4 separate regions of the Mus musculus genome follow, and regions 2, 3 and 4 are each linked to region 1. A link is a loop called in an ENCODE intact Hi-C map of the cell type or tissue named here. Cell type or tissue: heart. All regions are shown on one strand. Region 1 overlaps Gm29892 (a long non-coding RNA gene). Region 2 has its middle 19 kb from the start of Gm52771. Region 3 overlaps Depdc5 (DEP domain containing 5). Region 4 overlaps Depdc5 (DEP domain containing 5).

Evidence for each region. Hi-C counts contacts between places; a loop is a spot of excess contacts. Peaks named below come from ENCODE experiments on the same cell type or tissue, not always from the same donor. Only the 100,000 strongest peaks of a DNase experiment are listed, where the experiment ranks them.
Region 2: a loop joins it to region 1, with 7 times the contacts of the local background. A loop is called at or near these places in 11 of 42 quality-filtered maps.
Region 3: it touches region 1 in a loop (9-fold over the local background); 23 of 42 quality-filtered maps call a loop at or near these places.
Region 4: a loop joins it to region 1, with 3 times the contacts of the local background. A loop is called at or near these places in 22 of 42 quality-filtered maps.

The regions. Positions count from the first base shown.
Region 1 is chr5:33,032,167-33,034,666 of GRCm38, forward strand. All of the region lies in intron 2 of Gm29892 (a long non-coding RNA gene), which reads left to right. Among named protein-coding and RNA genes, the nearest start is that of Gm29892, 2.2 kb to the left of the region's middle. In heart, a CTCF peak has its summit at 1,264 (motif pointing left); a DNase peak (open chromatin) is centred at 1,225; H3K4me3 peaks cover 336 bases.
Region 2 is chr5:32,712,923-32,715,422 of GRCm38, forward strand. No RefSeq gene overlaps it. Among named protein-coding and RNA genes, the nearest start is that of Gm52771, 19 kb to the right of the region's middle. In heart, a CTCF peak has its summit at 1,454; DNase peaks (open chromatin) are centred at 489 and 1,189; H3K4me3 peaks cover 1,551 bases; H3K27ac peaks cover 1,389 bases.
Region 3 is chr5:32,913,164-32,915,663 of GRCm38, forward strand. It overlaps Depdc5 (DEP domain containing 5), which reads left to right. Exons shown (of 43, transcript NM_001170567.1): 20 at 1-57. It also overlaps the pseudogene Gm24003. Among named protein-coding and RNA genes, the nearest start is that of Depdc5, 51 kb to the left of the region's middle. In heart, a CTCF peak has its summit at 1,087 (motif pointing right); no DNase peak of the experiment used is centred here.
Region 4 is chr5:32,933,717-32,936,216 of GRCm38, forward strand. Depdc5 (DEP domain containing 5) reads left to right here. Exons shown (of 43, transcript NM_001170567.1): 25 at 234-299. Among named protein-coding and RNA genes, the nearest start is that of Depdc5, 71 kb to the left of the region's middle. In heart, a CTCF peak has its summit at 1,139 (motif pointing right); no DNase peak of the experiment used is centred here.

The sequences.
Region 1 (2,500 bases):
TAGAATTAGGGCAGGAGAGCAAGGGGTGTGGACAGAGCACAGCAGGCTTGCGGGTGGAGGTGGGGGAGACGACTCACCAGCTGGCTCCCAGGAGAGAGAGAGAGTGTGATTTGGATCCATCCTTCTCATTCCTACAGTGGAGAAAGAGGCTACGCCTGGCCTCTTGTGGCAAAGGGAGTTTGTAGAGAAAGCCTGGAAGCAAGTAGGTTGCATCCATGAAGATAAGACCCGAGTGGGGTGGCGCAGAAAGCCTGGCTCCTTTGCCTACTTGTGGTCCTATGCCTAGCAATACTAATAAACTACGGTGGTTTCCTGTAGCCTCTAGTTATGGCCCCTTAAAAGCTAATACTACCCGAGACTTAGAAGGAGTGAATAACTGTGACCCCACCACACCCCACCACACCCTACTGCACCCTACCACACCCCACCACATACAAGGCTTCCGCAGTCAGGGTTCAACCAAAGAAAACAGTGCCCTCAGAAGACACCTGAGGAAGCGACTGTGGGTCTGAAATCATGAAGTGGAGGTTGGAACTCTCAGGGACCTGAAGATGTTATCCTTAGGCAGATTTTTTTCCTTCTAAATGGAAACCTTAGTTTTGATTTTAAGGCTTTTCCACTAATTTCATCAAGCCCATTCTGTATGTGGAGATTTCCTTCTTTATTTACAGTCAACTGATGAGGGACCATTATCTGATCCTACAAAATACTCTCTCAGAAGAACATGGGCTAAGCCAGGTCTCGGCAGCTTGTGGGATGTCTTTTTTTTGTTGTTGTTGTTGTTTTTTTTTTTTTTTTCGAGACAGGGTTTCTCTGTGTAGCCCTGCCTGTCCTGGCACTCACTTTGTAGACCAGGCTGGCCTTGAACTCAGAAATCCGCCTGCCTCTGCCTCCCGAGTGCTGGGATTAAAGGCGTGCACCACTACGCCCGGCTCTTGTGGGATGTCTTACTGATTCCTTACTGCATGCTCTGATAGAGTTCCACACACAATCCAGATAACACTCAACATGTTCTCTACAGTAGATATTCTTCTTGTCTCTAACTTCACAGAGTCAGCCTCAGGGAGGACATATTATCTGGCTGTGAACATTCACACACTACAACCCCTCCCATTTAGCTTCTCTGCCTCTGCATGTCCCTCTTTCTGATATGGGGACATTCCTGCAACTCTGGACCTCCTTGCCTTGGCTCCATCTGGCCTCCTGGGGTTAGGAAGTAGCTGCTCCAGCCTGGTAGGTACCACTTTCCTAGGCATTTGCTGCCACCTAGTGGGCTCGCTGGTGTTCACCACGCTCCACCGGAAGGCAGGAGCTGAGTTTGCAAGAGAGTTTGAGGGGCAATGATGAACGCCCCATGGAGTGTCCCCTGGCCCCAATTCAGATTTTTGTAGAGTCCTGGGGATGGGAGTGGGGTCCTAGAAGATTTCTTGGAATTTTGGAGATAGTGCATTTAAAAAAAAAAAGATTTATTTATTATTATATGTAAGTACACTGTAGCTGTCTTCAGACACACCAGAAGAGGGAGTCAGATCTCATTACGGATGGTTGTGAGACACCATGTGGCTGCTGGGATTTGAACTCTGGAACTTCAGAAGAGCAGTCGGGTGCTCTTACCCACTGAGCCATCTCACCAGCCCGAGATAGTGCACTTTTGATACGCTATACTTAAGGCGTGTCCAACCTTTTGACAGCGACACCACTTGTCATCCACAAAATTTCCTCCTGAGAACCTCCTAGACTGCTTTAAGCTGGGTGATGCTGGCGTGCAACCTCAATTCCAGTACTCAGGAGGCAAAAGCAGGCAGAGCTCTGAGTTCCAGGGCAGCCAAGGCTACACAGAGAAACCCTGTTTCGAAAACAAACAAACAAACAAACAGATGAACCTTATAGTTTAAGCTAGTGTACGATTTTTGTTGTTGTTGTTGGCCCACATTCTTAATTATTCTCCACAGCCGCATGTGGCTCCAGGGTTGGATACGCCAGTGGGAGTCGTGGGGGGGAGGGGGGTTACAGCCCGGCCCACTTTCAAGGAGGAGAAGAGAACATGAGGCAGTAGGAGGCTCCTTGAGCAACCAACCCCCTCTTCCTGTCCTGCCCACTAGGCACCGCACACTCACAGGGCATGTGCTACCTGGTGTAGCCATGAGGTGGCAGCTTCCAGCCACTTAGGGGCAGGAGGGAATCCTGGGAGAGATGCTTCATCAGCTGAGTTCTGTGCAGTTACAGGACTGGATGGCGGGAGGCACTCGCAGTTAGTGTGCCTGAAGGGGGCTGGAGACCAAAGCTGTCAGTCACTGCAATACCTGCAGCAGTCAAACTGACAGCCAATCAATCCTGCAGTCATTTTAGCCAACCAGGACAGCCAGTCTAGTTAGATTAGTCAGTCTTTGGCCTAGTCGGCAGGTCTGCCAATCTGGTCTGCCATTCTGTTAGCTTCTAGCTGGTCTTATCAGCATATCAGTCAGTCAGGACACCAATGGCCCCATATTTTCTCCATCAG
Region 2 (2,500 bases), 320 kb before region 1:
GTGAGAAGTCTGTCCTTGCAGATGATGGGTGTCAGTGAACGTTGGGATGTGCCTAAGGCAGTGGAGTGGATATCAAAACTAGCTAAATTCAAGCCATTGTGGTTCACAGGCCATGCAACTATTTCTGAGGTAATAAAGCTGCTGCTTCTGCTATCTCAGTCATTTACTATTTATTTGATGTTCTTGAGAGGTCAGAACAATTCCTAAAATTCTCAAAAATTCTCATGGCACAAGTCCCTCATACAAATAAAAGCTGATGTTTGCATGAGTATCTGAGTGTCACACTGAGTATCACACACACAGCACAAATGAACCCATGTGCAGCAGCATCACATAAAGAGCCACACCTGTACCCATGTGCTACAGCAACACATACCAGGCACACCTGAACACATGTACAGCATCATCTAACACCTGGATCACATGTAAAGTGGCATCACACACCAGGCAAACTCCAGGACACATGAACAGCAGCATCACACACCAGGCCCACATGTCCACATGTGCAGCAGCATCACATACCAGGCCCACATGTCCACATGTGCAGCAGCATCACATACCAGGCCCACATGTCCACATGTGCAGCAGAATCACACTCCCGGCACACATGTAAAGTGGCAACACACACTAGGCATACATTTACAGGTTAATAACACACCAGGCACACATGTACACAAGTACAGCAGCATCACACAACAGGCACACATGTAAACATGTGCAACAGCATGACACATCAGGCACACATATTTACATGTGCAGCAGCATCACATACGAGGGACCCATGTTCACATGTACATTGGCATCACACAACAGGCACACATGTACACATGTACACATGTACAGCTGCAGCACACGTCAACAGGCGAGGAGTGGTGACGGGTCGCCCAAGGCTCTTCGGTCAGGACCTGACCCGGTGACGTCACTGGAGTCGCCGGGGGTAACGGTAGTCGCTGCGGGGAAACCGGAGATCAGGTCGCGCTGCTCAGAGGTGGCGACGCGGAGAGGACCAGGAAAACTGGGTTCGGCAAGGAGAGGAACTACGCATGCGGCATGCCCTGTTTGTTTCCGGGCAGCGAACTCAAAACCGGAAATCCTCGTCGTCGCTGACGCTCCGAGTTCTTCCCTAGAAGAACTCACTTCCTGTTGGGAACGGAGGAACTTCCTGTCTGGCGCAGGAAGTTAGTGTTTAAGCATGCTGGGAGTTGTAGTCATTTCCTGCCTCGGGTGTTACTTCCTGTTTGCTACAGGAAGTGACATCACAAAAGCACCGAGGCAAGGTGGGAGTTGTAGGTCCCACCTGTGTAGCTCCAGATACAATCTCCCGGTAACCTACTGTTTTAAAACGCGACCCCGTCACCGGGTCGAAGCCGCTCGACTGCCCGCCCTTCCCTCAGGCTGGCCGGTTGACCGCAGGCAAATCCATATCCTTTGACACCGACCGGAGCGGAGCGTTGGAGTGACAACTTGTCGCCACCGGGTGGCGCGCGAGAGAAACCGTCTCGGGGTTCAACCCAGAGACACCCAGTCTCAGAAAAAAAAAAAATTCAATAAAGAAATAATTCTGAATAAATAAATAAATAAATAAATAAATCTAAACCTTTAAAAATTTAAAAATAAAAAATAGGAGGAGTTGAAGATTTAGCTCAGTGGTAGAGTGCTTGCCTAGCAAGTGCAAGGCCCTGGGTTCGGTCCTCAGCTCTGGGGGGGGGGGGGGGAGACAAAAAAATAGGAAAAAATACCAGCTGAGTCTCGAAAAAAAAAACCAAGACTAAATTAATTAAAGAAATGACTAATGGCTGGGCGTGGTGGCGCACGCCTTTAATCCCAGCGCTCGGGAGGCAGAGGCAGGTGGATTTCTGAGTTCGAGGCCAGCCTGGTCTACAGAGTGAGTTCCAGGACAGCCAGGGCAATACAGAGAAACCCTGTCTCGAAAAAAAGCAAAAAGAAAGAAAGAAAGAAGAAAGAAAGAAAGAAAGAAAGAAAGAAAGAAAGAAAGAAAGAAAGAAAGAAAGAAAGAAAGAAAGAAAAAAGAGAGAGAGAGAGAAAGAGAAAGAAAGAAAGAAAGGAAAGAAAGAAAGGAAAGAAAGAAAGAAAGAGAAAGAAAGAAAGAAAGGAAAGAAAGAAAGGAAAGAAAGAAAGGAAAGAAAGAAAGGAAAGAAAGGAAAGAAAGGAAGAAAGGAAAGAAAGAAAGAAAGGAAAGAAAGGAAAGAAAGAAAGGAAAGAAAGGAAGAAAGAAAGGAAAGAAAGGAAGAAAGGAAGAAAGAAAGAAAGGAAGAAAGAAAGAAAGAAAGGAAAGAAAGAAAGAGAAAGGAAGAAAGAGAAAGGAAGGAAAGAAAGGAAGAAAGGAAAGAAAGAAAGAAAGGAAAGAAAGGAAAGAAAGGAAGAAAGAAAGAAAGGAAAGAAAGGAAGAAAGAAAGAAAGAAAGGAAAGAAAGAGAAAGAAAGAAAGAGAAAGGAAGAAAGAGAAAGGACGAAAGAAAGAAAGAAAGAAAGAAAGAAAG
Region 3 (2,500 bases), 120 kb before region 1:
TGCTCAAGTGTTCAGGCTGCCTGGCCCATCCCGGGCTCAGCGCCTCGCCACCTGCAGGTTTTTTTCTCAGATTCTCTAGGGGGTTATATAAAATTGTTTGGTGGCCAAACATGGTGGTGGCATAGGCCTGTAACCTAGCACTCAGGAGGCAAATGTGGAAGGATTTCAAGTTCAAAACCAGCCTCAGTTATATACTGAGATTATATCTCAAGAAAAAAAAAATTAGTAAAGAAAACTGAGGGTTGTGGTGGCACACGCGTTTAATCCCAGCACTTGGGAGGTAGAGGCAGGTGGATCTTCATAAATTTGGGCCAACCTGGCCTACAGAGTTGAGTTCTAGGATAGCCAAGACTACAGAGAAACCCTGTCTCAAAACACTGGAAGGGAGGGAGGGAGGGAGGGAGGGAGAGGGAGAGGGAGAGGGAGAGGGAGAGAGAGAGAGAGAGAGAGAGAGAGAGAGAGCGCGAGAGCGAGCACGAGCACATACACTAACATTGGAAGCATACAGAGATTAGCATGGCCCTGCTCAAGGAAAACATGCAAATTTGTGAAGCGTTCCAGTTTTTTAAATTCCAACACTTTTTTATATTAAAACAGACTATTATAAAACAAAAAGCAAGCCTGAGAGACTTTTATGAACGCAATGTTAAAAATGTTTACATTGGGGCTGGTGAGATGGCTCAGTGGGTAAGAGTACCTGACTGCTCTTCCAAAGGTCCAGTGTTCAAGTCCCAGCAACCACATGGTGGCTCACAACCATCCATAACAAGATCTGACGCCCTCTTCTGGTGTGTCTGAAGACAGCTACAGTGTACTTACATATAATAAAAAAAAAATGTTTACATTGGAGCTAGAGATCTGGCTCAGTGGTTAAGAGCACATGCTCATTCAGGGGACCCAGGTTTAGTTTCTAGCATCCACATGGTGGCTACATAACCATCTAGATTTCGATCTCCAGGTCCTAGGAGACCCAAAGCTGTCTTCTGACCTCCGCAGGCTATAGGCAAACATGTTGGTGCACCTACACACATGCAGGCAGAATGTTTACATACATAAAATAAATCTTATTTTAAAAAAAGATTATTTATATATATTGAGTACACTGTGGCTGTCTTCAGACTCACCAGAAGAGGGCATCAGATCTCATTACAGGTGGTTGTGAGCAACCATGTGGTTTCTGGGAATTGAACTCAGGAGTGCTGGAAGAGCAGTCGGTGCTCTTAATAGGTGAGCCATCTCTCCAGCATCATATATATATATATATATATATATATATATATATATATATATATATATATATATATATATAAACTTCATATGAAGATATGTGTGTGTGTGTATATATATATATATATACATATATATATATATATGTATATATATATATATATATATATATATAATTTTAAAATTAGCCCCAGGAAAGCCATGTTATAGAGATCATGAGAATTCCATTTGCAGCCTCTTGGGTCCACCTCTTTTATTTGTCCTGAAGTATTGTCTCGAAATACAGGAAGATTCTCAGACATATTTTTGGTTTTGTTTGTTTGTGTGTTTGGCTTTTTGAGACAGGGTTTCTCTGTGTAGCCCTAGCTTTCCTAGAACTCTCTGCAGATCAGGCTGGCCTCAAATTCAGAGATTCGCTTGCCTCTGCCCCCAGAGTACTGGGATTAAAGATGTGCACCACCACTGCCACCTGATTCAGCTGGTGCTCTTAACTGAGACATTTTTCCAGCCCCTAAATTTTATTTTCTTAGTAGTCTATTTTTTGCTTAGTTTAGATTTTGCTTTGTTTGCCCATGTTAGGAATTAAACTTAGGGCTTGCAGCATCTGAGTAAATGCATTAGATCTGAGCCGCATCCCAAGCCTCTGTTTTTTCCTTTTGTTTTGAAATGGAGTCTCAGTGAGTTAGCTGTCTAGACTGACTTTGAACTCCCTTCACCTGAATTAAATTTCGCCATGAACTTGTAACTTTTGAGCCTCAGCCTTTGGAGTTGGTAGAATCACAAGTCTATACTAGGATCTTGCTCCATAGCTCAAACCACCCTAGAGTTCTCAGTGTCACTAGGGCAAGCTTCTAACTCATCACATTTATTCTGCCTCACTCTCTAGTTCTGGGATTAAAGGCAGGACTCCAGTGTCCTGCTAATAGTCTTATGCTTATTTTTTTGTGTATAATTTTTTTAATGGGTGTAAGAAACTAGAGGGGAAAAAAGTTTTTTCCCCTCAGAAATGCATGGGCAGTGGTGGCACACGCCTTTAATCCCAGCACTTGTGAGGCAGAGGCAGGCAGATCTCTGAGTGCAGAGCCAGCCTGGTCTACAGAGTGAGTTCCAGGACAGCCAGGGCTACACAGAGAAACTCTGTTTTGAAAAACAAAACAAAAAACTCTAGCTTTTTGTTGACCAAATCACATAAATCCATTTTCTAGAGGTTTTTTGGGGGGTGGGGAGCAGGTGTTGGTGGTGGCGGCTAATGAGACAGAGCTCATTTTGTGTA
Region 4 (2,500 bases), 98 kb before region 1:
CAGACAAAAAGAATGGTTTTGATAACATTGAAGTTCTGGTTCATTCCTAAATTCTAAGTTGTTCATATTTTTCTGTGGCTGATTCTTTTGGGCCATTTGAAATACCCATTTCATAATTGGCACTTGGTTTGTGTTTGTATTTTTAACTTTATTTTGAGCTTTTTCAACCACAAGTATAAGAACTTTTTTGTCGAGTAACTTTGACTCACACAAGCCACCTTTTCTTTCTCTAGGTGTGAATCCTAGGACCCAGAACAAGGACTCCCTAGAGGACAGTGTTTCTACCTCTCCAGACCCAAGTAAGAAGGGCTGACGGACTAGTGAGAGGGCAGGCGATGGGGACTGTGGACTGTGGAGTAGTGAGGGCAGGAGCAAGCCCTGTGGGAAGACAGTCGTCCAGAAAGCCACGTTCTCTGTCAGGAAGCTGATATGTGAGGGACTCTTGAGTCTCTCTGATGCCAAGTGAGAGAAGTGGGCGGAATGACCTGCTCCAGGATGTGTAATTCAGGACACACGGCAAGGAGTAGACTTCCCCAGAAGACCCTCTCGCCGGGCAGAAGCCAACCTTAGCTCTTAGACCTAATACTAGCTCTGGGAGAAAAATCAGAAAGAAATAACGGCTATAACTAGAGTCCTTCAGATACACTTATAGTTGAAAACATTTGACTAGGTCACATTTGTCTATTAAATAGCTGAGCAGTTAGAGAGAACCTTTACTAGAATACGGGGAACCGTTTACCACTGCACTGCTTTATTCTGTGTGGCTGTGGCTGTGTAGCTCTGGGTCTTTTTGACTCCATTGATGTTTAATGAACTGAATCCTTTTACAATTTTTCATGTCCCTATTGCTCACTTTTTTAAGTCAAAAAATATTTATTTTACACATTTGTGTGGTTGCACACATAAGCCATAGCATATGCACATGGAGGCTAGAAGACACCCATGGGAGCTGGCTCTCTGCTGCTGCTGGGTGGATCCAGGGATCAAGCACAGGTTATCGGCTTCAGTGGAAAGTACCTCATGCCATTGAGCTATCATGCCAGCCCCAAAGCTTGTTCTTTTTTCTCTCTTTTAGTTTTTTTAAAGATTTATTTGTACTGTGTGTATGAGTACACTGTACTTGTCTTCAGACACCAGAAGAGGGCGCCAGGTCTCATTGTGGGTGGTTGTGAGCCACCATGTGGTTGCCAGGAATTGAACTCAGGAACACTAGAAGAGCAGTCAGTGCTCTTAACAGATGAGCCATCTCTCCAGCCTTCTTTTATTCTTTCTTTTTAAAAATTGTTTGTTTTTGTTTTTTGTTTTTTGTTTTTACTATTTTGTTTGTATGGGTGTTTTGTCTGCATGTGTATGTCTGTGTGCCACATGCATGCCTGATGTTTGAGGAGGTGGTGAGCCCCCACATGGGTGCTGAGAATCAAACCCTGGCCCTTTGCAAGAACAAGTGTTCTTCTTAACCACAGAGCCAACTCTCTACCATCCCCCCTTTGTTTGTTTGTTTTAATTTTATTAAGCTTAGTGTGGTAACACAGGGCTTTAATCCCAGCACTTGGGAAGCCTGGTGTAAGTAGGAGTTCCAGGCCAGCTAGGGCTACATAGTAAGATACTGTCTCAAAACAAAACAACAACAACAAAAAAAAACACAGAAAATGTGAAGTTATTTTTAATTATATCATCAAACATATGATTATATTTGGGTTTTAGTAATTATTTTTATTAGTAACCATTTGTATAGTTTCCAGGTTTGTTTTGTTTTTTAAGCTAGGGTTTCTCAGTATAACTGGTTATGAACTTGTATTAACCATCCTGTCTCTGCTTTCCCAGTGCTGGGACTACAGACATATGCTATCATGCCCAGCAGAAATCACTGCTGCGAGACTCAGAAAGGTAGTGAGGGCTGGTGTGTCCAAGACAACATAAAGAGGTAGCTGGCTTTCATTTCTCACTACCTCACAGTGGCTTGACTACGACTCTTCTGGTTTTATCCAGGAAGTAGGGATAAGCACAGCTTCTTATTTGTCATGTGGGGAAGTTGGGGTGCAATTTCTGCTGTTTGGGGGTGTATTTTGAATTTTGAGGTACTAATGACTCTGTGAGCCCTGCATAGAGTTAGGCCTATGCCCAGTGGTGGTCTTCCCCAGGGCCTAAGGCACTCTGTCCCTGTACTTAGCACACACGCCTTTTTCATCCATGGGAGAGTGATGTGAGGCTGACGGAGCCCTGGGGAAATACACTGTGTTGTAAGCTCCTTACTGCTCATACACTGCATTTACAGTGTACACTGTGAAACTGTCCCACTCAGTACTCTTGGGTGTGGAGGGGTTGTTGTTACTGCCCTTGTTTGTTTCCTTTTATAGATTTTATAAAAGTCTGCACTTAAAAGATCTTAAAGGCTGGGCAGTGGTGGGGCAGTGGTGGCACATGCCTTTAATCCCAGCCCTTGGGAGGCAGAGACAGGCGGATTTCTGAGTTCAAGGCCAGCCTGGTCTATAGAGTAAGT